2 separate regions of the Homo sapiens genome follow, and region 1 is linked to region 2. A link is a loop called in an ENCODE intact Hi-C map of the cell type or tissue named here. Cell type or tissue: Caco-2. All regions are shown on one strand. Links, peaks and the distances in the headings refer to the core of each region. The heading gives the core; the rest is flanking DNA. Region 1 has its middle 19 kb from the start of PNPT1. Region 2 overlaps LOC112268416 (a long non-coding RNA gene).

Region 1 (16,040 bases), core at 3,226-11,225, 130 kb before region 2:
AATTCATATGCTGAAGCTCAGCCAGCACGGTGGCTCACGCCTGTAATCCCAGCACTTTGGGAGGCTGAGGCAGGAGGATCACTTGAGGCCAGGAGTTTGAGACCAGCCTGGCCAACATGGCGAAACCCTGTCTCTATTAAAAATACAAAAAAGTTAGCTGGCTGAGGTGGCGTATGCCTGTAATCCCAGCTACTCAGGAGGCTGAGGCCAGGAGGTGGAGTTTGCAGTGAGCCAAGATTGAGTGACTGTACTCCAGCCTGGGTGACAGAGCGAAACTTTGTCTAAAAAAAAAAAAAAAAAAAAAATTTGTATGTTGAAGCTCTAACCCCCAATGTTGCTGCGTTTGAAGTAAGGCAGTAATTAAGTTTAATGAAATCTTGAGGGAGGAGCTCTGATAGGATTAGTTTCCTTATAAGAGACGCCGGAGAGCTTTTGGGCTTTCCCTCTCTCCTCATCACGTGAGGACTGTGAAAAGGCAGCCATCTACAAGCCAGGAAGAGAGCCTCTTCCAAGGACAGACTCTGCCAGACCTTGATCTGGGACTGCTAGTTTCCAGAACTGTGAGAAAATACATTTCTGTTGTTTAAGTCACCCAGTTTATGGTATTTTGTTATGGCAGCCCAAGCTGACTATTACACTAGGCAAGGATGACTGAGGGAGAGAGGGGCAAAGGAGTTATGGATGTTTGCAGAAGAGTGATTATAAGGAGGGGACCCCGTCTGAGAAGTGAGGAGCCCCTCCGCCCGGCAGCCGCCCCGTCTGGGAAGTGAGGAGCGTCTCCGCCCGGCAGCCACCCCGTCCGGGAGGGAGGTGGGGGGGTCAGCTCCCCGCCCGGCCAGCCGCCCCGTCCGGGAGGTGAGGGGCGCCTCTGCCCGGCCGCCCCTACTGGGAAGTGAGGGGCCCCTCTGCCCGGCCAGCACCCCGTCTGGGAGGTGTACCCAACAGCTCATTGAGAACGGGCCATGAAGACAATGGCGGTTTTGTGGAATAGAAAAGGGGGAAAAGTGGGGAAAAGATTGAGAAATCAGATGGTTGCCGTGTCTGTGTAGAAAGAGGTAGACATGGGAGACTTTTCATTTTGTTCTGTATTAAGAAAAATTCTTCTGCCTTGCGATCCTGTTGATCTGTGACCTTACCCCCAACCCTGTGCTCTCTGAAACATGTGCTGTGTCCACTCAGGGTTAAATGGATTAAGGGCGGTGCGAGATGTGCTTTGTTAAACAGATGCTTGAAGGCAGCAGGCTCCTTAAGAGTCATCACCACTCCCTAATCTCAAGTACCCAGGGACACAAACACTGCGGAAGGCCACAGGGTCCTCTGCCTAGGAAAACCAGAGACCTTTGTTCACTTGTTTATCTGCTGACCTTCCCCTCCACTATTGTCCTATGACCCTGCCAAATCCCCCTCTGCGAGAAACACCCAAGAATGATCAATAAAAAAAAAATAAAAAAATAATAATAAATAAATAAAAATAAAAATAAAAAATAAAAAAAATAAAAAAAAATAATAAGGAGGGGACCATGAAATCTAGGCTAGACAAGGCGCTGTGGACATGAAACCAAGAGAAAGTTGATGAATAGTGAGAAATGGTGGGACCAATGGATCAAATGTTGAATTATAGCAATGAGGATAAAAAGGTGGTGGTTGTTTTCAAGGTTCATTCGTGTTATAGTATATATCACTACATTCTTCCTTTTTGTGGCTGAATAATATTTCATTGGATGGATATACCATGTTTTCTTTATCCACTTATCAGTTGATGGACATTTGGTTTGTTTGCAGAAATGTGAATTATTGGATTTTTTTTTTCCCAGTTAATTTTTACTGGGCTTCTGACATTTGCAGTTAAAAAAGTTTCACATACTGGTGAGTGTGAATGTCATAACAATGTCAATTGCACAGAGTTTTTATAGGGATTATATATGTAATGGACACTGCTGCACTATCCAGAATACAGACTGTGTACTTGGGAAAATCAAGGAAGAGTACATTCACACATTTAGTTATCCAATTGGTCCAGAGCCCCAGAACTGCTCAGTTTGTTTGTCCCTAGGGAAGATACAGAAAATGTATCTGCTACTGCTCTTTTCATTGTCTGTGAAAAGTAAGCATTTATCTAAAAATTATGCTTTCTTACTTAATTTTTGTGTTTTACTTTTTAATATATATTTTTTAAGAAACAAACACACCTATTCCTCATTGTCATGGGTTCAGTAAGAAAGCTGTGACTAGATAGCACTGCTGGCCCACAGTTTCTGCTCTGAGGAAAGCAGTAACAGAGGTTAGAACATTTCCCTCCTTTGGAATGGTCACCCAGCTCTGCTGGTGCAGGTAGCAGATATCTCTTCTGTATCTTCCCTAAGAACGAACAAACTGCACAGTTCTGGGGTTCTGGGCCAACTGGATAACTAAAAACTCCCACTTTAAGGCAGAAGGTAGCAGCAGGTTAGATATGCCTGGATGATATTTGCTGCTGCAGTCTTTTTGTTTTTAATTGACAATAAGGGATAGTAAAAACCTTTTTCAGCCTGTTTTTGTCTCTTGGTGTACTGAACTTTTCCTTCATTCCAACACAAGACAATCAGAAAGGGTCTGCCTCCAGAAAGGATCACCCCTAATTTTTTCCAGATCTTAAAACAGCAAGGTTCAATGTTTAGACCCTCAGTGTCATGAGTGTTGCTCTGTGTCATGCTACCGCCAATGACCATTTTGGTTATTTGCTACTTCTACCACCACCCATCATTGTCATTATTCCTAGGGAATAGATTTTTCTTGTGCTGACCACACTCCTGATGCTTTCGTACATGCAACTCAGTCACAAACTGCTACAGAGAAAGTTTTACTGGTTTGTGATAAACAGAATCAATTCACAAGTAGTCTTTGGTGTTTACTTGTGTGTTCTTAGATTTTAACTAAATGCAGTGCCCCCCTCCACACCCCATACCACTGGATTGTTGTCTAACTTTTCACATTGGTTAATTGTTCTTAGGATAGTGGGGTCATTGTTCCTTCTCACAAAACAAAACAGTTTCTTTAAAATCAGGATGAATGAGCAGTAATTGAGCATAAAAGCCTGACCTTGCCAACAGTGCATTGCATGCTTAGTCAAATTAGTTTAGACCATTACAGTTTATATTAATTGTGTTTGTCATTTGTAATTAATGTGAATTAAAATTTGGGGAATTTTAGAATTGTTTTGGTCAATTATGCTAGTGGGAATTTCAGAACATATTAACGTGTTCTCTTGCTCCTTAAAATTGTTCTGTGTTTCTGTGTTTTGTTAACAGAATAATTATGTCTTTGACCTGATTTTGGAATAGGCTATCTTTTGTTTTTTATTTTTTATTTTTTTTGAGACGGAGTCTCGCTGTCGCCCAGGCTGGAGTGCAGTGGCGCGATCTCGGCTCACTGCAGGCTCCGCCCCGCTGGGTTCACGCCATTCTCCTGCCTCAGCCTCCCGAGTAGCTGGCACTACAGGCGCCCGCCACCTCGCCCGGCTAATTTTTTGTATTTTTAGTAGAGACGGGGTTTCACCGTGTTAGCTAGGATGGTCTCAATCTCCTGACCTCGTGATCCGCCCGCCTCGGCCTCCCAAAGTGCTGGGATTACAGGCGTGAGCCACCGCGCCCAGCTGGAATAGGCTATCTTTAATGTTAGCTCGGGGATAATGTGGAAACCATTCTTCACCCAATTTTCTCTGGTTTCCTTTGACAGTTGGCATAAGTCTGATCGGGAGAGAAGCAATCCATACATTTGAATTTTGGCTCATTGTGTAAGATGATAACATTGAGCCAAATTTAGAATGTCTTAGAGTAACTTGAGACTTTCTACTGAAATATGCTTACTGTGTCTTGGATATGAAACAGGTGGCTCAGCAGACAAGCATGAGCTGTTGTAATAAATGGACTATTATATGCAAAGAACCTTTACATTATCATCGTTAACCCTCATTAAAATCAAAAGCTTTTAGCTTCTCACAGCTTATTTTCTTTTAAAGAGATGATGTTCAAGGTCATGCTGTAGTCTTTGAAATGTTTACATTTAAAATAAAACCTCGAGGGCCGGGCCGGGTGGCTCACGCCTATAATCCCCTCACTTTGGGAGGTTGGGACGGGTGGATCACGAGGTCAGGAGTTCAAGACCAGCCTGGCCAAGATGGTGAAACCCCCGCCTCCACTAAAAATACAAAGATTAGCTGGGCCTGGTGGCAGGTGCCTGTAATCCCAGCTACTTGGGAGGCTGAGGCAGGAGAATCGCTTGAACCTGTGGGGCGTAGGTTGCAGTGACCCCAATGCACTCCAGCTGGGTGACAGAGTGAGCCTCCATCTCAATAAATAAATAAATAAATAAATAAAGCCTCTGCTTATTCTTGTGAATCAATCTTATGAGAGAGATGGATTTGAAGTTGAGCAGTAGTATCAACTTTAATTTTTTTTTTTTTTTTTTTCTGAGATGGAGTCTCCCTCTGTTGCTCAGGCTGGAGTGCATTGGTGCAATCTTCGCTCCCTACAACCTCCACCTCCAGGGTTCAAGCAATTCCCCTGCCTCAGCCTCTCCGGGTAGCTGGGACTGCAGGCACGCGCCACCCTCCCAGCTAATTTTTTTTGTATTTTTAGTAGAGATGAAGTTTCACCATGTTGGCCAGGCTGGTCTCCAACTCTTGACCTCAGGTGATCTGCACGCCTCAGCCTCCCAAAGTGCTGAGATTACAGATGTGAGCCACCGTGCCTGGTCAACTTTAATATTTTATTGTCCTTTTCAGTCTCTCATATAGCTTTCAAAAATTATTGAGTTCACAGAAATCCACTCACATTTGCAGTTTCTCTTTCTTTTAGCAATCCTTATCTCTTTTTTTCCTGGTTCTCATACGCATCATTCTCAATATCACTAACCATGCATGGAGCCTATATCATTACGTGAGAAAGCACAGCAATTTCTTTAGTAAATGTGTTCACATTTCATCCCTTTCAATACAGACTCTGATGGACTCTAAGCAAAGAAATGCCAGGGTGAAAAGGGTGTACGAGATTTCTCTTAGGCTTCTGCCTGGTTCTCATTAGGCCTTGTTTAATTTGGTTTTGGCTCTAGCTACATAGCCCAGTTTAATTTACCTCCCCTGCCCCAATATTTTCTTGTGGAAAATTTTAGTTTTAGTTTTTAACTTTTGTAAAATTTGGTTGCTTTTGTTGAAAGATAAACTTAGGCACATTAAAATTTGGAAGAATTTATTTGTGCAGGCAGAGATTCATGAATTGGGCAGCACCAGACCTTAAGCAGTCCAGGACTCCATCAAGGAGGTTTGATGGGAAAACTTTTATAAGGTGTTTGTGGAAGAAAGACAAAGAAAATATTTGATTGGTTAAAGTGGAAAGTTCCTAGTTAGAGGTTAGTTGGTGGTTTCTGATTGATTAAGCTTAAGTTTCATTTTACTGTTGACAATGAGTTAGGTTTTGGTTTACTAGTAGGGGACCCAAGGTGCCGGAGTTGTTTCAGCCTAATGACCTCCTAATTAAATTTTTTAAATACTCTGAATGTTAAGAAAGTATACTTCACTCAAGACTTGAGCTCTAGCTGGGTGTGGTGGCTCATGCCTGTAATCCCAGCACTTTGGGAGGCCGAGGAGGGTGGATCGCCTGAGGTCAGGAGTTTTAGACCAGCCTAACCAACAAGGTGAAACCCTGTCTCTACTAAAAATACAAAAATTAGCCAGGCGTGGTGGCCGGCGCCTGTAATCCCAGCTACTGGGGAGGCTGAGACAGGAGAATTGCTTGAACCCGGGAGGCAGATGTTGCCGTGAGGCGAGATCACACCACTGCACTCCAGCCTGGGTGACAGCGCGAGACTCCGTCTCAAAAAAAAAAAAAAAAAAAGACTTGAGGTCTATACACACTGAAATTGTTATCCCTTTTGATGAAGAGGTAAATTTGGAAATGATGCTTAAAATTTTGGGGTTTGGTTTCAATAATGATTTATTGAATATGTTGAATGTAGGCAGTATGTTGTTTTCACATTTATCATTTAAAAATTAATTTTAACTTTAATTTTAAGTTCTGGGGTACATGTGCAGGATGTGCAGGTTTGTTACACAGGTGAACGTGTGCCATGGTGGCTTGCTGTGCCTATCAATCCATCACCTAGTTATTAAGCCCAGCATGCATTAGCTATTTTTCCTAATGCTCTCCCTTCCCCCACCCCACACCCTGACAGGCCCCAGTGTGTGTTGTTTGCCTCCTTTGTCCATGTGTTCTCATTGTTCAGCTCTCACTTATAAGTGAGAACATGCAGTGTTTGGTTTTCTGTTCCTGGTTAGTTTGCTGAAGATAATGGCTTCCAGCTCCATCCATGTCCCTGCAAAGGACATGATCTTGTTCCTTTTTGTAACTGCATTGTATTCCATGGTGTATATGTACCACATTTTCTTTATCTAGTCGATTATTGATGGGCATTTGGGTTGATTCCGTGTCTCAAGATCTAGAACCAGAAATACCATTTGACTCAGCAATACCATTGCTGGGTATATACCCAAAGGAATATAAATCATTCTATTACAAAGATACATGCACATGTATGTTCATTGCAGCACTCTTCACATTTATCATTTTATTTAATTGTAGAGCATGGCCATGCAGACTTGGCCTAATATAAATTCATGAGCAATGTGCAACTGGGAATTCAAGTGATATATAAGACATTGTTTTCTTTCTTTCTCTCTCTTTCTTCCTTTCTTTCTTTCTCTCTTTCTTTCTTTTTTTTTTTTTTCGCGGAGTTTTGTTCCTGTTGCCCAGGCTGGAGTGCAGTGGTGTGGTCTCGGCTCACTGCAACCGCTATCTCTCAGGTTCAAGCGATTCTCCTGCCTCAGCCTCCCAAGTAGCTGGGATTACAGATGCCCACCACCACACCTGGCTAAATTTTTTGCATTTTTGGTAGAGAAGGGGTTTCACCATGTTGATCAGGCTGGTCTAAAACTCCTGACATCAGGTGATCCACCCGCCTCGGCCTCCGAAGTGCTGGGATTATAGGTGTGAGCCGCCGCGCCTGGCGAGACTCTGTTTTCTCTTGAGAAATTTGCAAGGAGACATATGAGTATAATGAGTCTATATTTTGAGATATAAACTTATTCCTCTCTCCTAATATTTTATGCTATCCTACCATTGTCCCCAACCTAGGAAGTAACTAGGGTACTTTAAGTGCCCCTAGGAGAGATTGTTAAAAAGAAGAAAGAAAATAATAAATACTTTTTGAGTTTCAAAATACATACAGACCATATTTTGAAAGAAATGCTTTGTGAGAAAAGGGGCATAAAGTTCTGCATGCCATAAAAAGTAGATTAAGAAGAATATGGAATGATGTGAGGAGCATTTTTCCAGTATTTTGAAAAGACAGCCTAGAGAGAAGATAAATGCAGGTTGGAGAGGGGTGGTCATAGGGACTTAAAACTTGAGGATCTGTAATAGAGGAGACTTGAGCTGAATGAGTTTTCAGTCCCCCAAAGAGCCATATTCACTTGTGCCTCAGTGATTTTGCTTATGCTGCTTATACGTTTGTATGCGGCTCAGCTGATGTTTCTGTTGGGAGGCCTGCTTTAGCCTACCCGAGTCTACCGAGTTTCTGTAATAAGTAAAGGGTTAACTCAGTAGGCCTGGGTTCCTCAAATTCTGCACATTCCAAAGGTCTTCAGGAAGGGTCCTTGAATGGTTCCTGGGAGGTAACCTCTGAGCCCTTAAAATATCCTTTCTGATAAGACTGTCTTTGTGTACCTGAGACTTTGGTTTACGTGGCTAGTTTATGCTAACAATGTGATTTATGATAAATGCCTGTTTTTGTGTGACTGAGGCCCTGGGCCACACTGTATCAGTTTGACCTCTGGAAGGAGGCTGGAGATAGAGTAAGTAGAGTTGGTCATGCAGGTATCCCACACCTATGTGACTGACCCCAATAAAAACCTCTGAACAAAGGCTTTGTGGGGTTCCCTGGTTGGCAACACTTTGTGCTTGTTATCACGAATTGTTTAACTGGGGGAATTAAGTGCTGTCTGTGAGATTCCTCTGAGAGATGACAACTGGAAGCTTGTTCTTGGTTTCTCATGGAGTCTGCCCTATATACCTTTTTTTTTTTTTTTTTTTTGCTGACTTAAGTCTGCATTCTTTTGCTGTAGTAAACCATAATTGTGAGTGTAATAGCTTTTCTGAATCCTGTGAGTCCTTTCAGTGAATCATCAAACCTGAAGGTGATCTTGACACTTTTTGATAATTTTTTTCTGTAACAATTATCACACTGTTCATTCATTCATTCATTCATTCATCCATCCATCCATTTAACCAATGAACTATTGAAGCCTGCCATGTCCCAGGGATTGTGTTAAGCCTAGAGGTATAGGAGTAAACATAATAGGCACAATTCTTACCATCAGCGAGTTTATAGTCTGGTGGTGAAGGAGAGAAGTAAACAGATAAATACAATTCAGCGTAGTAGCAGCTATGATGGGCATAGTGCAGGGTGCCATAGGGAGCAGAGAGATAAGAGGCCAACACAAACTAGTGAGGAGGGTGTCAGGTCAAGCTTCCTAGAGTAGGTGAAGAGCTGCTTGCTAAGTAGGCAAGTGATAAAGGGGTAGAAAAGAGTGATTAAAGCAGAGGCAACACATATATAAAAACCAGGAAGTGAGAAAAGTGAAGTGATTTTATTTTATCTGGAAAGGAATTTTTGTGGTTGTTGTTTTGAGACGGAATCTTGCTCTGTCACCCAGGCTGGAGTGCAGTGGCGCGATCTCACTGCCACCTCAGCCTCCTGGGTTTGAGTGATTCTTGTGCCTCAGCCTCCAGAGTAGCTGGGATTACAGGCACCTGCCACCACGCCTGGCTAATTTTTGTATTTTTAGTAGAGATGGGGTTTCACCATGTTGGCCAGGCTGGTCTCAAACTCCTGACCTCAGGTAATCCACCTGCCTCATCTTCCCAAAGTGCTGGGATTACAGGCATGAGCCACGGCGCATGGCCTGGAAAGGAATGTTTGAGGGAAAAAGTGGCAAGAGATGAGGCTGGAGAAATATGTAGTGGCCAGAGTCAAGTAAGCCATGGTATGCTTCTCTTAAACGGATGTGAAGAAGTCTAGATTTGGGAGAAAAAAGGTGAGTTCAGGTTTGGTCATGTTGATGTTGTTTAATGGTTTCTTCTTCCCTTCATCTGTAAGTTCCATAAGGTCAGGCAATACTATTTATTAAATATAACTTATTCTGTTGTAAGCCAATAGTATCATTCCTAAGATGCTTATCACTACGAAAAGTATATTATCAAAACCATTGTTTCCGGAGATTAAGGAAATTAGGAGTTGGAGAATTTTTAGAGGGGCAGTATCAAAGTTATTTTTGCTGCAGGGATTTCAATAATAAAGGAATTTTGAATATAAATATCTTTAGTTATTAGATGCTAAAAATAATAAATTATATTAAAACTGACAAAATAAACTTCTTCACTTTCATTACATTCCACTCCCTCCACTTATTCTTTTCTTTAATCTTTGGCCTTGACCTGGCAATTTTACTTGCAGCATACCTCGTAAACATCAAAGGTAAACGTAAGAGCAAACGCATTGCCCAGGTGAATAAATACCTTAGAGTAGCCACTCATTCCAGCAAAGTGGCTTTGTGTCCTATGCTTTTATACATGTAGTCAGCATCAGTTCTGTATCACGATCAAATTATTAAAGTACTGATCACATTATGGCCTAGGGAAATTATGAAAATTAGCACTATTGGAGAAATGGTTGCTATCCATTCCCCCATGATATGAAATGGCATCTTTGTAATACACTCAATTCCTATATATATTTTGTTTGTTTGTTTGTTTTGTTTTGTTTTGTTTTTTGACAGTCTTGTTCTGTCACTCAGGCTGGAGTGCAACGGCATGATCTCAGCTCACTGCAACTTCTGCCTCCCAGGTTGAAGCGATTCTCCTGCCTCAGCCTCCTGAGTAGCTGGGACTACAGGTGTGTGCCACCACACCTGGCTAATTTTTTTGTATTTTTAGTAGAGACAGGGTTTCACCATGTCAGTCACTTTGGTCTCGAACTCCTGGCCTCAAATGATCTGCCTGCCTCGACCTCCCACAGTGCTGGGATTTCAGGTGTGAACCACCGTGCCTGGCCCAGGAAGCTATATTTAAAATAAAACAAAACAAAAAAACTCTTCAGGAGATTCTGATATTTAGCCAGCTTTGTGTATGATGACTATAGATGATGTAAAGATATGTACTATAAGTCAGAATTCCTCTCTAGAAAATCAGTCCTGAAAGTGAGATGGCATGAACACAGCATTTCAGTTTAACCAACATTTATTGAATGTATGAGACACTGGGCTAGGAGATGGAGCTATAAAGATTAGTAAGTCATGGACTTTGCCCTTAACTCTGTTAATGAAAGAAACAAACACACAGCCAGGTAGCTTCAAAAGAAACCATGGTGGTCCGGCATGGTGGCTCATGCCTATAATCCCAGCACTTTGGGAGGCGGAGGTGGGCAGATTACTTGAGGTCAGGAGTTTGAGACCAGCCTGGCCAACATGGTGAAACCCCATCTCTATTAAAAATACAAAAATTAGCTGGGCGTGGGGGTGGGTGCCTATAATCCCAGCTACTTGGAGGCTGAGGCAGGAGACTCGCTTGAGCCCAGGAGGCAGAGGTTGTAGTGAGCCAAGATCACGCCATTGCACTCTAGCCTGGGCGACAGGGCTAGACTGTCTCAAAACAAACAAACAAACAAACATGGCAAGGTGCTATGATAGAAGCCCTGTGCACAGACTTCTGCTTGCTGAAGAATTCCAGGAAAGCTTCCTGAGAAAGATGAATTTTGAACTCAACCAGAATGACATCACCAGGTACAGAAGTGGAGCTGAGGATGCCAGAGGCCACTCCTGGCCCGACTCATTGTATCCTGTGTGACTAGCACTCCTGGGGTAATGCAATGGGGGCAGTTCTGGAAGAGGGGTCTTGAAGGGAAGATCAGCCCAGGCAGAACAGAGGTGGAGAACTGTAAAACAGCAGAGTGTGTTTAGGGAACTGGAATCAGTTTGCTCTTACTGTACTGTAAACTGTAGATGGAAAGTGGTAAGATGCAAAACTAGAGGATGGGTGATTCTGTGCTGTGGATCCGGGACTGCACTCTGTAGGCAGTGGAGAACTATAGGTGGGTTTAAGTAGGAGAGAGATGTAAAGGTCTGAATTTCCAAGATGTCTCCTGTGGTAGTGTGGAGGGTGAACTTGAGGGGGTAAGATCAGAAGACAAGAAAGAGACTAGTTGCTGTAGTTCCATGAGTGATGAGGATGACAAGAACTAGGGCATTGCAAGAGGGCAGAATGGGTGTGAATGTTAGAGATGTTCAGGGCATCCAGAATTTGGTTTATGATTACAGTAAAGGCTGAGGGGAAGGGGGGACTCCAGGATGACTCCCAGGTTTCTGAGAGATTTAGAGTGTGAGAGAAGATGATGTCATTTTTTTTTTTTTTTAGACAGTTTTGCTCTTGTTGCCCAGGCTGGAGTGCAGTGGCATGATTTCGGCTCACTGCCAGCTCCGCCTCCCGGGTTCAAGCGGTTCTCCTGCCTCAGCCTCCCAAGTAGCTGGGATTACAGGCACCCGCCACCACGCCTGGCTAATTTTTGTATTTTTAGTAGAGACAGGATTTCATCATGTTGGCCAGGCTGGTCTCAAACTTCTGACCTCAGGTGATCCACCTGCCTTGGCCTCCCAAAGTGCTGGGATTACAGGCGTGAGCCACCGCACCCGGCCATGATGTCAGTTTTTGGTCATGCCAAGTCTGAGGTACTTGTTAACCACCTTGTTCTGTAATACAAGGTTGAAAGTAATAAATGACACAGAGGAAACAGAAATAGAACTCAGAGGAATAAAATAAAAAAAGACTCAGAAGAGGATAAATAATTTCTGGTTTGCAGAATTAGGAAAGATAGAATCATAGAGAAGGATTGGTCTAGGCCTTGAAGGATTGGTAAGATTTGGATATGGGGATATGATGGGAGGGAATTGTCCAAGTGAAGGCACAGTCACCCTCAGGATATTGTTTGGGAACAACTGAGACTTCCTGTTTGTGTGACTATAGAGTAAGCTAAAGCCAGATGAGGAGGATGTGGCTACCACGGTAAGTCGGAGCCAAGTCCTGAAAGGCACTGGGGTTGTGTCTCTAATGAGCACTGGGCTTCGCATTGGGCTTCGCATTAGGCAATACTTTGAATGGGACTATGCTTTAGGAAAAATAATCTCAGGTATTATATAAGATACATTAGAAGTAGAAAAATTAAAGGCAGAGAGGAGTCAGGACACTACACCAGGATGCCAGAAACAGGAATGGAGAGGAGGGACCAGTGACTAAGAAGAGCGGGAAATTATTGCCTTTGAGAGTGTGGCTCAGGTCAAAGGTTAAAGATGGTTGGATTACAAGGGATTGAGAAGATGGTACTGCCTCTATAGAAATAAAGGCGTCTAATAGAAAAACAGGTTTATACTGAACCCCTAGATCTGGCTCTGAACATTTAGGTACGTGCTGTACTAATTTGAATCCAGAGAGATCCATGTAGTGGGTCAAGACACTTTACAAAGTGCAAAAGTTAGCTTTACGAAATGTCAAGTAAATGGAAACAAGGCCAGTTCTTTCTTTTTCTTTCTTTCTTTTCTTTTCTTTTTTTTTTTTTTTTGAGATGGAGTTTTGCTCTTGTTGCCCAGGCTGGTGTGCAATGGCACGATCTTGGTTCACTGCACCCTCCGCCTTCCAAGTTCAAGTGATTCTCCTGCTTCAGTCTCCTGAGTAGCTGCGATTACAGGTGCCCGCCACCACACTGGCTACCTTTTTGTATTTTAGTAGAGACAGAGTTTCGCTATGTTGGCCAGGCTGGTCTCGAACTCCTGACCTCAGGTGATCCACCCTCTTTGGCCTCCCAAAGTGCTGGAATTACAGGCATGAGCCACCGTGCCCAGCCACAAGACCAGTGATTTCTACAAAAGTCTTATGTGTTTTCAAACGAGACCAGCATAATATTTACAACTTGAGGTAATCTCAAGAGTTCACTAGAATTCTATATTAATAAATTAATAGATTGTTAAAGTGCTTTGGATTCTATAATGTAAGTAAAGATACTTTCTGCCATCATAAATAATTGATTGAGGCAAGCAAGAATCATCAATGGATGCTTAAACTAGTGGGTGAAAATTCGAAGAGTAACAGATATTTACACGATCTAAAATTTAGCTTTCTTCCATTTTTCTTCATATTTGTTTTTAATGCACAAACCATTCGCCAGCTTCAAAGAGTTAAAAGAAAATAATGGAAATCTCATTTATTGTTCAGCATACTGGCAGCCTTTGGACACTAGGAGAATTCATTTCCCACTAGAGGGCGCTCAGGTGTTGCTTAATTCACCTCTTCAGGTTTTTGCGACCTCCTTTGTAACTCAAACTGTAAAATGGAATTTTAAGTTTTATATTTGTGGGTGAACTTAACTAACATTTTAGGATTAATGTAGCAACAACATTTTAAAGCTTTGGGGTTCATATTAAAAATAATTACCCAAATGACAGCAATCAAAACTCCCTCCAAAAATAAAAAATAAAAAATAAACTTCCACCATCCCCCAAATCAATTGTTTTTGTTTTCCAGCAAACATTTCTGGTCCTGGTTCATCGCAGGTTTGAGAGGCACGGTTTCTTCTCCATTATTTACCTACTCTAGAACCACTTTATAGAAGGTGGAGGTGGGGTGGGTTGGCCAGGGTGAGATAAACTCTCAGTTTCAGAATGTGGTGCAAGGCGCTGACACTCTTGTGAGTCCTGCCTTACATTAGACTATGCGAATGGTTCTCAAAGTGGCAGCCCCCCCACCAAGCAACGTCAGCATCACCTGGGAACTTGTTAGAATGCAAATTCTTGGGCCCCACCCCAGACCTATTGAATTAGAACTTCTGAGGGTGGACCTATTGGTCTGTATTTGAACAATTTCTCTGAGTGATTCTGATGAATGCTACCGTTTGAGACCCACTAAGCTAGATACTTGGTTTTTACAGGGCAAACTGCTTTTGGGCAATCAGAGCTCAGGTTTTATCGGTTGGTGCCCTCTCTAAGAATCAGGAACAGACTCCCTCCAGGCTAGGTCTCAGACCCTTAGGCAAATGGCAGTCAGGGTCAAGGTGGTTTTCTACCTGCTTCAAGTTTCTAAAGAGAACTTGTCTTTCACCAGTCTCAGCAGGGGCACCAGTCCATAGACCATTCACATATAGACGGCACCATGAGAGTCAGTTAAGAATTTATGGCCAGGTGCAGTGGTTCACGCCTGTAATCCTTGCACTTTGGGAGGCCGAGGTGGGTGGATCACCTGAGATCTGGAGTTTGAGACCAACCTTGCCAACATGGTGAAACCCCATCTCTACTAAAAATATAAAAGATTAGCCAGGCATGATGGCAAGTGCTTGTAATCCCAGCTACTTGGGAGGCTGAGGCAGGAGAATCGCTTGAACCTATTGGGGTAGGGGGTGGAGGTTGCAGTGAGCCGAGATTGTGCCATTGCACCCTAGCCTGGGATTTTCTTTTAATCCCAGCTCTCCCGCCTAATAGGACTGACTGTGAGCAAGTTACTTAACCTCTCTTTAAATTTCACTTTCTTTCTCATTTGTAAAATATGGGTGATAATAATCATCTAACAGAGTTAGTGTGAGAGAAAGGAATACAATCAGAAGGTAAATTGTGGAAATAAGGCACCATTATCTGTATATTACTGTTCCAGGAAATGCTGTAGTTATAGGGTAGTTCTAGCCACATGATAGGGCTAGATACACATTAGTTCCCTTTCTTGCAAAGCTTTGTACCTTTTGAGTATTCAGGACCCTTTTAAATTGTCAGAGTGGGCTGGGACTGGTGGCTTATGCCTGTAATCCCAGGACATTGGGAGGTCAAGATGGGAGCATTGCTTGGGCCCCGGTTTTCAAGGCTGCAGTGAGCTATGATTGTTGCCACTGTGCTCCAGCCTAAGCAATAAATAAATAAATAAATAAATAAATAAATAAAATGAAATAATAAAAATAAAATAAAAAAATAAAAAATAAAAAATAATCACAGTGAATTATGTTCTTGTACTGTTTACTTCCAGCTTCACACTCCAGCTCCTGGATATCTGGAGTGGTTGGGAGAGGGTTCTATTTTCCCTCCTTTTCTCACACAGGGGTCTTTTGAGCCAGATTTTTTATTCTTTTCCCCTCCAGATCACAAAGCTTATACTTTTATTGCAGAAAATCTGCAATATTCAATAAAGCATAAACAAGGAAATGAACATCACCAGTCCTTCTCCAGAAGAAAGCATCATTAATGTTTTGGAGTATTTCCTGCTAGACTTTCCCCCCTCTGCTTATATAAAATTGCTATCATAACTCACGTTCAATTTTCCTTGCTGCCTCAGGGCTTCTTTAGATGCGATTCTCTTGGCCGGGCACGGCTTTCTCTGGCTTTGGTTGCTCCTTCTTTCCCTACCCTTTCCTCCCATCCCAGCCCACCCGGATGCTTCAGATAAGGTGAGGTCTCCCTGCTAGACGCTTTCAAAGCGTGCTGTGCTCACTCTGGACAGCGTTCCTCATGGTCTGTAATTATACATTTACCTATGTGATGGTGTGAGTTGTCTCTGTCCGTGGCTGAACTGCAAGCTCTGGGAGAGTAGGAGCTGTGTCTGATTTACTCACAACCGGATGCCAAGTGCCAGCACAATGCTGGACACATAGAGTGCCCGCAACAAATCATTTTTGAATGAGTGAATAAGTAAATGAAGAATTTTGTAAGCATTTTTTCCGCACTGGACATGATTTTATTTTATTATTTATTTATTTTGGGCGTGATTTTAACTGGTGGATGTCCGGGGATAGATGAGGTGTTCTCTCAGGATTTCAGATAACTCCATGGATGTCTGAAGCAGCCTGTTATGGCGGAAGGATTCCTGTTCTGGAACTAAAGAAAACCGCGTCCCGCTTTTTGCTTTACCAGTTCCTCTGATCTCGAGCAA
Region 2 (16,040 bases), core at 3,109-11,108:
CTCCCCTACTGGGAGGTGTCTCCCAGTTAGGCTACAAGGGGTTCAGGGACCCACTTGACGAGGCAGTCTGTCCATTCTGAGAGCTCAAACAGCATGCTGGGAGACCACTGCTCTGTTCAGAGCTGTCAGACAGGGTCGTTTAAGTCTGCGGAAGTTTCTGCTGCCTTTTGTTCAGTTACGTCCTGCCCATAGAGGTGGAGTCTATAGAGGAGTAGGCCTTGCTGAGCTGTGGTGGGCTCCTCCCAGTTTGAGCTTTCCGGCTACTTTGTTTACCTACTCAAGCCTCAGCAATGGCAGACGCCCCTCCCCCCGCCAGGCTGCAGCCTCGCAGGTCAATCTTAGACTGCTGCACTAGCAGTGAGCAAGGCTCTGTGGGTGTGGGACCCACCAAACTAGGCACGGGAGAGAATCTCCTGCTCTGCCAGTTGCTAAGACCATGGGAAAAGCGTAATATTTGGGTGGGAGTGTCCCTTTTTTCCAGGTACTGTCTGTCACAGCTTCCCTTGGCTAGGAAAGAGAAATCCCCCCAACCCCTTGCACTTCCTGGGTGAGGCAACACCCTGCCCTGCTTTGCCTTGCCCTCTGTGGGCTGCACCCACTGTCAAAACAACTCCAATGAGATGAACCAGGTACCTCAGTTGGAAATGCAGAAATCACCTATCTTCTGCATCGATCACGCTGGCAGCTGCAGACCAGAGCTGTTCCTATTTGGCCATCTTGGAATGGACCCGGCTATTATTATTATTGTTTTTTATTGTACCACTGCACTCCAGCGGTACAATCTTGGCTCACTGCAACCTCCTCCTCCTGGACTCAAGTAATCCTCTCACCTCAGTCTCCCAAGTAGCTGGGACTACAGGTGCATGCCCACCACACCTGGGTAATTTTAGTATTTCTTATAGAAGCTGGGTTTGGCCATGTTGCCCAGGCTGCTCTTGAACTCCTGGGCTCAAGCGATCCACCCACTTCAGCCTTCCAAAGTGTTGGGATTAAAGGCGTGAGCTACCATGCCTGGCCTAGAATGGCTACTATTAAAAAGTAAAAAAATAATATGGTAGGGAGATGGCAGAGAAAGAATGCTTATACACTGCTGGTGGAAATGTAAAGTAGTTCAGCCATTGTGGAAAACAGTGTGGTGATTTTTCAAAGAACTTAAAATAGAATTACCATTCATCCCAGCAATCCCATTATTGGGTATATACCCAAAGGAATGTAAATTATTCTACCATAAAGACACATGCACACATATGTTCATGGCAGCACTATTTACAATAGCAAGGCCATGAAATCAACCTAAATGCCCATCAAATGATAGACTGGATAAAGAAAATGTGGTACACCATGGAATACTATGCAGCCATAAAAAAGAATGAGATCATGTCTTTGCAGCAACATGGATGGAGCTGGGGGCTATTATCCTAAGCAAACTAATGCAGAAACAGAATATCAAATACTGCACGTTACAGAAACTGGGGCCTACTTGAGGAGGGAGGGTGGAAGGAGGGAGAGGATTAAAAAAAACTACCTATTTGGCACTATGCTTATTACCTGGATAATGAAATAATCTGTATACCAAACCCTGGTGACACATAATTTACCTATATAACAAACCTGCCTATGTACCTCTGAACCTAAAATAAATGTTTTTTTAAACAAGATTGTAAAGTGTAGCATGCAGTTATATTGCGATCGAGTTCTAATATTATAGGTATTAAAAACAGAGGAAACACAGAGAGTAAAACTAATTCTGAGAAGACGCTTATAATTATGTGATCTTGGTAAAACTCATGTCTCAGCTTGTTAAGTTAAAAAAAAATGATGTAAAATGCTGGCATTGGACTAAATCCTAATTTCCTTCCTGGGTGTCAGATTTAGCTGACTCTTTCTCCTGCCTGAAGTGCTCTCCTTATACAGCTTGTTCCACTTTTATGATGCTATTCATCCTTGAGCAATTGTGGGATAGATCAGTGTGAAGTGTATCATTTGTTTTTAACCTGCTCTGGTTGTCAGTGGAAACCACAATATAAGGGGTAAAGACACCCAGAATTGAAGTGTGCAATATTATACACAACATTAATATGAAAGCAGTGCCAAAATGGCAAAATGAGGTGGTGAAAAGAGGCGACCACCCAGAATCCTGCAGTACTTAGTGTTAATAGATATTTACAAACTTACTAACTTGAAATTCCTTTAGGCATCATATTCCAGATTGAAGCTGCTGGGAATTCCTACCCTTATTAATTTTTATCTCCTCTACTCTGTCCTCCCTACATTTATAAAAAGCTACTGCTCAAAGGGTTATTTGTTAGTGGTGTCGAGTGTCTCCACCATTGAGGACTCGCCGTATTTAAAGTACTCTACTGGTGTTGAGTAAATATTTGCCAATGTTCTAAATGCCAGGGCCTCTTGACAACTCAACAGGAATGTTGCTTAGGCAGGAATGGGGGAAGGGCAGAATATTTCCTATCCCTGCAGCTGTGCAGCAAATTTTGGAGGACTGGGCTTAATGCCTCCAAAAAAATGTACCGCATTACTACCACCTTGATTGTTGTTACTGTGTTGGTGACCACATCTCCCTCAGGCTGCCTTAAAATATTGTCTTTCATGTTGACACTTTGGAGGAGATCAAGAATTCTCTTCTGCTTTGGATTTCGATAAGTGTTTGAAAAAGGAATCATGAAAACGTAGGTCTGCAAGGGTATGACAAAGCAAGCTGTCGACCTCACAATGAGGGCTCAGCAAGTTGCTTCATGTTTTCTATTCATAGCCTCCTCCTCTCTGTCAGCTCTTTTGAAGTACTCATAAAGCAAAATAGGCTCATTAAATATGAGGGGGTAAATGAAGTTGGCAGTTGCACCTAGTTCAAAAAGCCTTTCCTTTTTAGATGTTTACGCTCCAGAAAAAAACAAAACAAAACAAAAAACTCAGAAGATGAATGCCTGCTATCAGTGGCTATTCATGGCCTCCCTTTTGGGTAAGTGATGTCAGCCAGGCTTTGGAAGATGTGGGTATTTTGTTCCAGATCTAGCACTAAACTGGTCCACAAAATTAATGTCACAATGAAAAGCCAGGAAAGTCTTGTTTACCATTTCATTTACTAAGTTTGCATATAAGGATAAAGACTATTTAGAGTTCCTTTCTAAACAGTAAAGGAAATTTCTTCATCACTCTTCCCACATGGGCAGCGGCTTGTCCTATGTGTACCCTCTTGCTGGCAGGGACAGGCAATGGTTCTGCCCTGTGGATCAGCTCTTCCAACCCTTAGATTCTGTTCTTTGATGAACCTTTTCCTGCACATTTGGCTCCTTTTCTGAACCTACAGCATCTACATTTTAATGAGCTGAAGGGGATGCCAAGATGCATAAGAGATGGTCTTAACCCTCAAGATCTTACTGTCAGTAAATGAGGTAACGTGATGATGTTCACTAAACTGCCATATGCAAATGTGAGGTAACTTGAGCAGATCCTTGAAAGATGGAAAATGTTTCTTTGGTTTCTGGTTGTGGGAAAGGACATCCCAAACCAAGGGTATAGTTTGAGCAAAGGCACAGTGGCTTTTCTAATCAGTGGACACTCTTTTTAGTCCTTATTCTATTTGGCCTGAGTAATATTTGATGCTGTTGTCCACTTGCTTCATCTTGAAGTTATTCTCTTGGCTTCAGACACCACATTCTGCTGTGTTTACTTCCGCTTTTCTGATGGCTCTTGTCAATCTCATCTCCAGGTTTCTATGAGTGTATATATATACTGATGATGCCTTGCCTATGTCTCTAGCCAGGCTGCCCTCTTGAAGTTCAGACCTATATAGCTAACTTTCTGCTGTGCACATTCATATACACAGCTCTTACTTAAATGCCTTAAGTTCTGCATGTTCAAAACCAAACCCATTATCTTTCTCCCCAAATCTGCATCTTCCTCAGTTTCCTATCTTAGTGAATAATGTACACCCAGTTATTCAATTCAGAACCATGGTATAATCTTGACTCCTCCCTCCCCAACACCTTCCATGTAAAGAACCACTAGATCTTTTATATTTTATTTTGTTTTATATCTCTGTATGTGTCCAGGTCTTTCCATCTCTATTGCTACCTTTTTGGGTCAGCTCACCATCATCTTTTGCTTGGATGACTGCAGTAGCCATTTCCCTTCAACTTTCCCTCCAGGTAATTCTTTCTCTACGTTGTAGCCAAAGGAATCTTTCTAAGGCACAAATACGATCATTGTGTTTTCTTTCCTTACAACCCTCTAATATCTTCCCTTTGCTCTAAGGATAGTGTCCAGGTCCCCAATAAGGCTTCTTGTCTTTCTCATTCTGGACCTGCTGACCTCTCTTGCCTCATCTCTTGCCACCACTCCTCAAGCTCCCTGAGCTTCAGACATTTTGAAGTGCACCTGCAGTTCACTCACATACCAGGCAGGTTTTCCTATCTCTCAGACTCCGTGCACGCTCTTCCCTATCTAGCACACTCTTTTCCCTTGCTCTTTCTCTGGTGTTAGCTGGGAAGTCACTGCTTCTACTGTATCCTACTGGCCTGTTTACTTGTCTATATTCATTTAGGCCAATACTCCTTATAGAGTCTGGAACATTCTAGATAATCGGTAGACACTTTTTGGATGAATGAGTGAGTGTTAATGCATGAGATGGCTTAAAGGAATGGCAGATCACCCAGACTGACTGGAGTGGAGGATATACAAAAGACAAGAGTGGAAGATATGAAAGAAAGGTGGTTGGGTGTCTTACACTGGGTTTCCTGAGCACAAACTGTGAGATGAAGATTCCAGTGCAGGCAATTTATTGGGGAGTGCTCTTGGGATTAACTCCTGTGAGAGAGTGAGGGAGTGAGAGGGGCAGGATATGGCAGAAGGTGAAGTTGAACTGAAATGAAATTGCAACAGGGCTGTCAGCTGATCCCATGTGGTAATTAGAAGCTGGCATAACCTCACAAAGTTCTGAATTGAGGCAAGGGGCTGGGGCTGTGTATCTTCACAGCAATCAGTCATTGAATGTGGGCTACCTCTGGGGAGGGGGCGAACTCAGGACAAACTGCTCCTTTGCCAAAGGCGATTTCTGGCAAGGGGTTCAACTATGACCTGGCAGAAGCCAACATTGCTGGTATCTAGGGGAATGATTATCCTGGTAGAGGAGGATCTGGGTGGCATTACCACATCCACTACACTGGGCCCACTTCAGGCCAGATTGAGGAAGTTTTGCTTTATTTGGTAGGCCTTGGGATGCCATTGGAGATGTTTACACAGATAAATCATGTGAGTCAGAGCTGTATTTGAGAAGATTAGTCTAGTTGTATGCTCAGATTGGATTGGAGGTGGTGGATAAACTGCAGATAGAGAGGCCATTGGGAGACTATTGAAATAGTCCAGATGAAGAAATAAAGGCCTGAACAGGGGTGTTGGCAGCAGAAATGGAAAAAGCGGTGGTTGCAAGAGATATGTTAATGCTAAAATTCCCAGGCCCTGGTGACTAATTGAATATGGGGAATATGGAAAAATCAAAGGTGATTTCATAATTTTGAGCCTAGCTGAAATGTATGAATGATGGTTCTGGCAGTAGATATTTAAGAAGGATATAGGTTTGGTGTAGATTTGTTGAATTTGCAGTATGACTGCCACCCAAGTAGAAGTGGCTTACAGGTGGCTGGGCAGTTTCTTGGGAGGGCAAAATACACATACATAAAAAGTTCTATGATGATATGAAGATGTTCATGTAGCAGTATTAGCATCAAATTTGTGTAAAAGAAGTTAATGCTACAAGAGGCCAGAGAAGACAGAAATCACTGTAGCCAAGAAGTGTTCATGGAGGAGGTTGCCTTTGAATGGGGTCTAGGTGCAGGTGTTAGATTTATGATGAGGAAGAAGAGATAGGGAGGGCAGGATGATGACATTCTGAGTGGAGCCAATGGTTTGAGCAGAGACAGAGAGGTAGAAATTCATACTGCATATTTAGAATACCATGAGAAGATCAGTTTGATTGGAACATAGGATTCATTTAAGGAAAGTTTGGTTTAAAAAGTTGAACAATTGATTGCGGAGAAACTTGAATGACAGGCTAAGTGATAGGGAGCATAAAGGAGTTTAGGTGATTTTTTGGTAAAACTTTGCCTCTGTTTCTGAAGTTTGATCCTTTCATCTGCCTGGATGTGGGTCTTCAGAACCCACAGAACTAGAACTCTCCACTCGAGAGACACTTGTGCTTGTGATACAGAAGGCTACTGGTCACTGAGAGTCTTTTTCATGGAGATTGTGTGACGGCACATTGGAGGAAATTCCAGCTGCATGTGTTTCTGAGGCTTTTACATCCACAGTCTTTGCTTAGCTTTCATGAGGCACAAAGAATGTGTGGCCTAATTGGTGAGCTGGTTTACTGGCTCACCCTGAAAAGTAAACATTGTGTATCTGTAAGTGGAAATTCAGTATGTGTAATCTAGCTGCCTAGTCACGCCTGCCCCAAACGCTGTTGAAAACTTTGACCAAGGACTATAAAACTGTCAAGATCTGGGGCCCAAGCTTGCTTTCACACCAAATAATTCATTACTGAAGCTATGGGAAGATAACAGGACATGCATTTGACTTGCTGCTATTCCTTGTTTGCTACAGAAGCATCTGGCAGAGCTAAATGGCTTTGTATTACATCATGTTTCATTTCTTCTTTTTATTTATCATCTATTTTTATTTGTGTGACATGGAAACTTGCCCCACCCACCTCTGAGCACTCTCATTGAATAAAAAATGTATCTTGATATAACTTCAGTGACTTCAAAATGGAATCCTCAGATCGACACTTGGACCATTAAAAAAACAATGTCAACAAAATTTCTTTTGTGTCTTTGAGCAGATGTTTAATTTTATCCTCCTCCCAAGTGGTCATAGGCTGCTATTAGACTTCCTGACTGCCATTTTGTAACATCCAAAGGATCACTTGTTTTGTTTCCTTTGCATAATTTCATCACAGAGTGTTTGAAACGGTTTTTGGGAACAAGAAGAGAATTGCTGTTTAAGGAACTATTTTTTTTTGGAACAGGAAGTAAATGATATATGCTGAAGCCCCCATGGAAGCTTTTGGAATGGCCTGCTAGATTTAGGACCAGAGATGGAGAATATGCAATTCATAATGTACAGCTACTTCTGTTAAGGCAAAGTGGCCCTAACGTGTCTATAGCTTTCCTCACAGGTAATTGCATGCATGGGCTTTCACTCAACAGAAAAAAATGTGCCAAATCTTGAGCAATTAAAAAAAAATGCAAAAATCTGAGCATGTTATTAAGTTGCAACTGATATTCAACAGCTCTACATTAATCTCTAAGAAGCATACAAAGGAGTACTTACTGTTTTATCAATTCTTCAGTCCTACACAATTGAATATATTCTTCAGCCCACATAAATGTTTACTGCATTATAAGGGATTTTTATGTTTAAACTTTATATTTAACAGTGTCCTTTAGATGTTTGGTCTAAAGGAAGTGCATTTCAGTGGTCTAAAAAAGAATCTCACAGGTATGTGTATTGTGTTTTCAATTTAAATTAGACATTGTAACTGCTTAATGCCTTACCTATTCCATTTAGATCCTTCATGAAAACAGACTAATTTTAATAGCTGCCTAGATATTCCTAGTCTTCTTTCTTTCTTTCTTTCTTTCTTTCTTTCTTTCTTTCTTTCTTTCTTTCTTTCCTTTCTTTCTTTCCCTCCTTCTCCTTCCTCTTCCTCTTCCTCTCCTTCTCCTTCTCCTCCTTCTTCGATAGGGTCTCACTCTGTTGCCCAGGCTAGAGTGCAGTGGTACGATCATAGCTCACTGCAGCCTTGAACCGTGGGATCAAGCGATCCTCCTGCCTCAGCCTTTCAAGTAGCTGGGACTAGAGGCACGCACTTCCTAGTGTAAAGTTAGTTTTTTCTTTATTTGCCTTGTCTAGAGATGGGGAAGAAGAGTCATCTCCAGTTTCCATCATGTGATGTTAGGGGTGTTGAGAAGACTTCTGTATTTCGTAAATTAACTTTCATAAATAGTTTTCTATTAGTACAATTACTTTAACAGAGACCAAAGACCTTAATGCAGTTTACTTACTTATGATGTCTTCCAGCCCTACTTTTGGTTTATTGCTGTTAGTCTAAATCACAGAGAGAGGCCCTCTAAAAGAAAATGATATTTATTTGGGAATAGAGCATTGCAATGGGAATTGCACAGTCTTTTTTTAGCTTTGATGAGGCAACCTTTGCTTACATGTGCCATGGTAAACTATGTGCATACTCAGGCGGGTAAAAGGAAGAGAAAACTTTTTAAAGGAAAAATAAGGAAAATTACATAATTGTTTTGAGATAATTATCCTTGGCTACAAGGATCAACAACAATGATGACAGCAGCCCAAAGTTAGACAGGCACTTGCTGGGGAAATGTCCTCGAAGAAGTATTTTTGTGTGTGCAAGTCTGCAGTTTTTGCAAAATCTTTTGTGATAGTTTTTATCATTCATTTATGAATGAGAACTGCCCTCTTCATATTTATTCCTGGCCTTATTTGTCAGGGTTTTTTTTTTTTTTAACACGGGTGACTATATTTTGATTCTAACAACTCTCATATTTTCACCCACTGCTGCCATTTTTTTTTTTTTTTTTTGAGAGAGAGTCTTGCTCTGTCATCTGGGCTGGAAAATCATAGCTCACTGTAGCCTCGAACTCTTGGGCTCAAGTGATTCTCCCACCTCTGCCTCCTGAGTGGCTAGGACTATAGGTGTGTGTCAACACACCTATAGTGTACAGATGGGCTCCTTCCATGTTGCCCAGGCTGGTCTTGAACTCCTGGCCTCAAGCAGTCCTCCTGCCTTGGCCTCCCAAAGTGTTGGGATTTTAAGTGTGAGCACTGCACCTGTCCCATTTCCCACTTTTGATCAAGATCTCTCTCCAAACACATTGTTGATCAATCATCCTGTAGTTAGATTTTGATGGCCCTTTGTGCCAGGATGGGCCTGTCCTGGGTTTCTGGTCTGGTCCCATATTGGAGAGAGTGAATGGCAGCTAGCAGTCAGTGTTAAAACTCTTTTAGCCACATTTGAGCAACAAAGGAGATTTGAAGGGAGAGGCTCTCAGGCTAAGGCTACTTGGAGTTCATTATTAAGTTTAACCTTGTTCTATAGTCTTTTCCCATCATCTCAAAGTACTGGGACAGCATTTAGGAGTTATATTTCTGCAAAAATTTAACAAGTACCAGACGCAAAGTTTACAAAGAGAAGATAGTCTAGTCTATAGGCAGATAACAAGAACTTGGAAACAATGCACAGGGCTACAGTCTAATAACAGGTGTATTGTAGCTTTTCTTTAGAAACATAACTTCTTCTCTTTACATTGATCACATAGAAACTTCAGATTTACAAGCCTCTTGAGGCTAGGCAGCCAAGCTAAGGCAGACTTTAGATTTTATCTACAGTCTTCAGGTTCCTGGGCCTGTCAGAGAGTGACATTTTTAAATGTACTCGCTGTAAGGCTGGGAAGCCAGGTATTCTATGCACATTCTCAAATATGACACTAAAATCTTGGCAATATAACCAATATTTCCAATTGTAACCTGCTATAAAGAGAGAGCAGCTTTTTATTAGAGTTACACAAGTAACCATATTGCCATCAGAATACTTACAAATAGTTTCTGAATTTTGGAAGAATCAAGTAAGGAGCAAAAGCAAATGCTTTCATTCTTGTTCACAAAATTATATTTTACTAAATTGCTGTAAACTATAGATAGCTTAAGACAGAAAATTTCCTTAAATCTGGGAAACAACACATTTATGTATAGAACTAATGTTTCTACTAACAGTAATAAAAACATTATTTTCATTAGTTACTTAATCTTGCATAATTAATTTTTGTTCTGTTTGATCTTCATTAGCAGTTTCATGAATTCTTCAATTTCTTTATTATAGTTCTGAAAATTTTATTTAGTCTGTTGGTCTTAAAGTTATTGGAAACCTGTGTTATCTTAAACATACTGTTAGAATCTTTTTCATGGAAAGCAATTATAGGCCAGTTGTGGTGGCTCATGCCTGTAATCTCAGCACTTTGGGAGGTATAGGTGGGTGGATCACCTGAGGTCAGGAGTTCTAGACCAGCCTGGCCAACATGGTGAAACCCTGTCTCTATGAACAATACAAACATTAGCCAGGGATGGTGGTGGGTGCCTGTAATCCTAGCTACTTGGGAGGCTGAGGCAGGAGAATCACTTGAACCCGGGAGGTGGAGGTTGCAGTGAGCCAAGATTGTGGCTCTGCAGACCACTGCAGCCTGGGTGACAGAGCGAGACTCTGTCTTAAAACAAAACAAAACAAAACAAAAAAAAAAGAAAAGCAATTATAGCTGATTGCAGATGCTTTTAGAGAAAAATCAAAACAATAACTGTGGATGACAAAAACTTAGAATAGTCATGGTTAAAACTGATGAAAGTTCACAATTGGCAGGGAAACTTAGTTATTTCTATTACGTATTTTAAGATAACAACCAGAATCATGACTGAGTTACATCAAGACTTTTATAAATTCCATATAATCTTTAGAGTATTCACATCAACAATATCAACACAAATATAACTTTTACGAAAATTTAACATAACCAAAATTATCACTAACGTATTATATTTCTATGAATTTATATAATTTTCCAAATACTTTTTTCAATAATATACCCATAAATGTAACTGAAAGAGGATATAGAGTCACCTATTATTTGACAATGTTTCCTATATAATTTACCAAATAATACTAATCATTTAATATCTCTACAAGATAAGAGATGTGTCCTTTGAGGCTCTCCAGGGGCTCAACTGGAAAATCCCAAAGTGAATTCTAGATCAAAAAGGCTTGATTTATAATTGTGATCCTGGGTAAGCCTGACAAAAATATTAAAAGGTCAAAAATACCCACTCAAAAGAGGATCACAGGTCATGGTGAAATAAGTCATTTATTTAAACAGTGATAACAAAAGTCTTTGAAAACAGCACAGAAAATTAGGTGTATGCAAAACCTTAACCATTTCAAAGCTCAGTTTTTCTAAGTAATAAAAAACCTAATAAAGAGGACACAGGAAATTATCCTAATGAAATATAAATTCTTTTTTTTTAGGCCAGTTACAAAAAAGGTAAAGAAAAATCCCCTGCAATGTGATTGCTTTTTCTTGTAGGAAGCTTATTTAGATAAACTGGAAGATGAACTTGATTTTTAAAAAAGAGTATTTGAATTTAATCAGACACAGGAAGAAGTATGTCCAAGGTCATAAGTGTACACTTTACTATAGAGGAATGTAAACAAGAAAACTAGTACTTTGAGCAGGGGAATATATGGTTCTTAGTAACAGCACAGGATATTTACTGGTTACACGGAAAATTCAGATACATCAACAAATGCCAAGAGTCCAGAATCAAGTTATACTGGAGCAAAACATTGCTTTTCTGGGCCTTCAAGATAAGCATTTTAGTGTCAGGTGATAACAGAGTTAGAAGTGGGAAAAAAGATGTTCCACCAGCTAATGAAAGGTTGAAGGAGAAAGTTATCATCCTGGGCCTTCTCAAGGGGAGAAAGAGCTGAAGGCAATGATGCATAACCTGTAAACCACGTGCTTAGAGATACAGCAAAAGTTGAACTTCTGAGATATGAATTGGAGAAGCTTATGAGGAAAATTATACCTGAATAAATGAAAGTACCATTCTAAATGAAGAGAACAGCATTCCCAGCCTGAAACTAGGAAAATTAAAAATTGAGCTCAGGAAAGAAATGTGGCAGAAATGGAAACTGTCTGCAGTTTAGAAGATGGCCATAAAAGAAACAGATTTTAGATTTTAAAATCAAAACCTCTTGCAACTTTACTATGAGCAGATCAATACTTTAAGAAAAGTTGTTGTTCTCGGGAGGCTGAGGCAGGAGAATCCCTTGAACCTGGGAGGCGTAGGTTGCAGTGAGCTGAGAACTAACCACTGCACTACAGCCTGGACAGCAGAGTGAGACTCTGTCTCAAAAAAAAAAGTTGTTGTTGTAACACAGAGGACCACAGTTTTAGTTTCGTATTAGTGTATTTTTAATATCAAATGCAACCTTTGGAAAGACATAAATAATTCCTTTCTGATTATAGCCAATTAGATCATATACAAAATTCTTTCATAAATTCATAATCCATCCTTCCTAAACTTTATTATGACCTACTGAGACCTTATGTGACATGTTTAGACTTTCTGCTTTGTCCTGTACTTCCTCTTTCATAAATAACCATTTTACTTTAGGACAAAAATTTATCACACAAGATTCTTCCTCATACAAAAGTGTTCTCTTTTTAAAAAACTTCCTTGCTAAAAATACATCTTAAACTCCATAACTTTCTTCATATCTCTCACTCTTACTTACTGGTTTCTTTATGTCTTGTTTCTGTATTTTGAAACAACCTTTAAATAACCTCTGAATTAGACAAAATTACTTCTTTCTAATAAGAACACATTTTTTAATGACTTTCTTATAACTTTTCTCATCCCATATTTTTTTGGTACACTTTGTATACAGAATTATATATATTAATTAGAATTTTAGCTCTTAGTAATCTTGCATACTTTAAGGTCCTGAGTAATTTTGAACTCTTTGTCACATATCAGTATTTTATAGATGAGAACCATTTTATAATTACAACATAATTTTACGTGTATTAATAAATGCAAATATATTTAGTCTTTCTATAAAAACCCTTATATTTATATTCAGCAATTTTAGGGTTTAAAAAAAATTTTTTTAGACAGTCTTACTCTTATTGCTGAGGTTGGAGAGTAGTGACATGATCATAGCTCACTGCAGCCTCAAAGTCTTGGGTTCAAACAATCCTCTTGCCTCGGTCTCCCATGCAGATGGGACTATAGGCATGTATCACCATGCTCAGGTACTTAAATTTTTTTTCTTTTTTTTGTAGAGATGAAGTCTCACTATGTTGCCCAGGCTGGAGAAATTTATGTTTTAGCTTTGGTTTGCTTTGGAAATTTGATCCCAGACATTTAGTGGATATCTATTGCTTAATTCAATGTAACTTTAAAATCTCAAATTACATGAAAAGTTGATTGATAAACATTTATCTCTTTTACATTATCTAACTTATTTGTTTTTTAAAAATTTACCTAGATTATGTGTGAAAATGGAAATATTAGACAAAGCTAGTCATCATTTAAAGTTATCCCTGTTAACCATTTTTATAGCCTGTTAATATCAGATATTCACCCAACTCAGAACTTTAAAGTTAAATACATTGGTGTTTTGTTGACAACTCAGAAGCTACAGTCATTTTTATTAAGCCAACAATATTAAATTAGTGTTACTTATCAAAAAATTGCACAAGCAAAGATCATTCTCTTTTAGGCTGGGCTTATAATTTTGTAAACTTTGTGTCAAATTTTGATACCTTAAAACTTCTAGCAAGGACAAATATATAAAACCGTCTGATCAGTAAACCCAGGAAAAAAAGTATGCTGACAATTCTGAAGACATTTCTATTTTGATTTTGCCAATAATTTTAAAACCAGCTTATTTATTAAAGATTTGCTTAAGTCACATTAACTAAAATGCATTTGTTAATTAGTATTATTTTATATGAGTGCTCATTTATCTAAGCCAATCTAAGTAGAGTTCCTTAGGGAATTTTTGGCCAACTATGCCCTATTTCACTATGTAGACACAACATATAATACATGTACATATGTATAAACACACATAAACATATATATATGCACATAAATATATCGGTTTCATTTTAGAATTTTAGTAATATGTACAAATTCACTGGTTTGTAAAAGATAGTTGGATCTAACTTATATTTCTGAAAAAAGAAGCTTGTTTACATGGCTAAACTTCATTTGTTCCAATAGATAATGTAATGAAAGTTATGGACTAAAATCCTGACTAAAGCAGTTACCACACCAGTTTGGTTTTAAAAGCTGGCCCTCCAACATTTTTTTAGTTTCAGATGAGTTTAGGGTTAAGTTTTCAATGTTTACATTTTAGCTGAGACTGGCTGAATTGTATAAAAAAACAACATTCTCAAGTAGCCTTGAATCTATTTTTTGTTTGCTAGTCTGTTTTTCTTGACTAATCAATGCAGGTAAATAAGTATTTTAAAAGGGTTTTTTTTCTGCCTTTTTCTTTTTGATTCCTGCATGATAGACAAACGCAATTTTTATGCTAAACAGAGATACCTTATATTATTGCTGTGAGCTCAAGATTTTGACCTGCTTTATCCAAGAGCCTAATTTGTATAAGCATTTATCTAGTTCTTTTTTAGACTGTCAATTCTTCAATTAACTCTTCCATCCCCCAAAAAAATTGTTAGCTAGGCAAACCTAAATTTACATTAAAAGGGATGGATCAGGTGCAGTGGCTCATTTCTGTAATCCCAGCACTTTGGCAGGCTGAGGTGGGAGGATTGCTTGATCCCAGAAGTTCAAGACTAGCCTGGGCAACAAAGTGAGACCTTGTCTCTACCAAAAATAATAAAAAAATTAGCCAGGAACAGTGGCATGGACCTGTAGTCCCAGCTACTCAGGAGATTCAGGTAGGAGGATCCCTTTAGTCCAGGAATTAGAGGTTGCAGTGAGCTATGATATGGCCGCTGCACTCTAGCCTGGGTGACAGAGCCATACCCTGTCTCAAAAAAAAAAAAAAAAAAAAGGTTGGGGGGCGATGACTCTTAGGTCTGGGTTGTTGATTACTATGGAGCTGTAATAGTTTGTAACTGGTTTGAAAGCTATTTAAGACTTGTTTCCCTCTCTCTCTTTGCTGAAATGCCATAAACAGTGAGTTTTATCTCAATACCAGCAAAAACATCAGCATATTCACAGTAGGCAGAAAAAAAGTAGAGTAGACAAGAACTCAGAAGGCTGTACATGTTAACTCTGTAGCTGCAGGGTTTTAAAACCATAATTTGAACATTAATCATTTGAGCTCTCAATTTCTCTCAATGTAATTTGTCCATCAGTTTAAAAATGTGTATGAGAATGAGCAATATATGTAGCCAGCTAGAGTTCCAGAAAACTTGGCATGCCTTAATATTTAGGAATACCATTCTATTTCTTACTAATCTCTCAAGAGCAAATAAAATCCTGTATATTCTGTTAGAGAATGTCAGGAGTTTGGACCAAGATGATGGCAACCAACCTAGTTGCTTTTATTTAGCCATCCTGCATCTACCATTTAGAATGTTTATTTTGCTCTAAGAAGATTTTCAGAAACAGGCAAGGGAAAAGAGACAAATCATTTACAGATGCACGTAACCAAACCAAAGGAAACTAAGATAAGAGTGTTCACAAAAATTTTAACCTAGGTATGTGAATAAAACAAAATATTAAATTAGGCAGACAGGAAGAACCAAGAGTAAATTCAGCAGAAAAGACATGCCTTACAGACAGGGTGTAAATTCTGTAGAAACCAGAGTACTCAAACCAGAAAGACGCTTGTCTTTATACCAGAAAAGACTTGCCCGTCAATACAAAATGTCTTTTATCATCCCAGGATGGATGTAAAGTCATTTATTAAAGCAGCCTTATTCAAATGAGATCCCAAATGATGTTAAGATCTTCTACCAGAAAGAGGGAGGATTTGCCTAAGAGAAGACCATCAGGGCAGAAAAAGTGAGCCATGGAAGCAGAGAGCTCGAAGGGCTCATGTGAGTACTCCATACACATTTCAAGAATCATCTATTCCTTCTAGTAGTAATTTTCCTCCAGGTCCCATTTCTGACACCATTTATATGTCAATCTAAATAAAGAACAGAGAGGGGCTCTCCAAAAGAAAATGATATTTATTTGGGAATAGGGTATCGCAATGGAAACACACATGCCATAATAAACTATGTGCGTATTCAGGAAGTAAAGGAAGACAAATACTTTTAAAAGAAAAATGAGGAGGATTACATAATTGTTTTGAGATAAGTATCCTTGGTTATGAGGATCAATAACAAGGGTGACACCAATGCAAACTGCACAAGCACTTGCTGGGCAAATGACCTTGAAGTATTTTTTTTGTGCAAGTTTGC

What was found. Peaks named below come from ENCODE experiments on the same cell type or tissue, not always from the same donor. Only the 100,000 strongest peaks of a DNase experiment are listed, where the experiment ranks them.
Region 1: it touches region 2 in a loop (9-fold over the local background); 2 of 110 quality-filtered maps call a loop at or near these places.

What each region holds. Positions count from the first base shown.
Region 1 is chr2:55,704,976-55,721,015 of GRCh38, forward strand. No RefSeq gene overlaps it. Among named protein-coding and RNA genes, the nearest start is that of PNPT1, 19 kb to the left of the region's middle. RefSeq lists silencers at 3,488-3,662, 12,066-12,258. In Caco-2, for the core only: no CTCF peak of the experiment used is centred there; DNase peaks (open chromatin) are centred at 7,906, 9,582 and 10,470.
Region 2 is chr2:55,836,957-55,852,996 of GRCh38, forward strand. The region is part of intron 2 of LOC112268416 (a long non-coding RNA gene); the gene reads left to right. Among named protein-coding and RNA genes, the nearest start is that of EFEMP1, 79 kb to the right of the region's middle. RefSeq lists enhancers at 1-367, 368-1,144. In Caco-2, for the core only: no CTCF peak of the experiment used is centred there; DNase peaks (open chromatin) are centred at 5,222 and 6,425.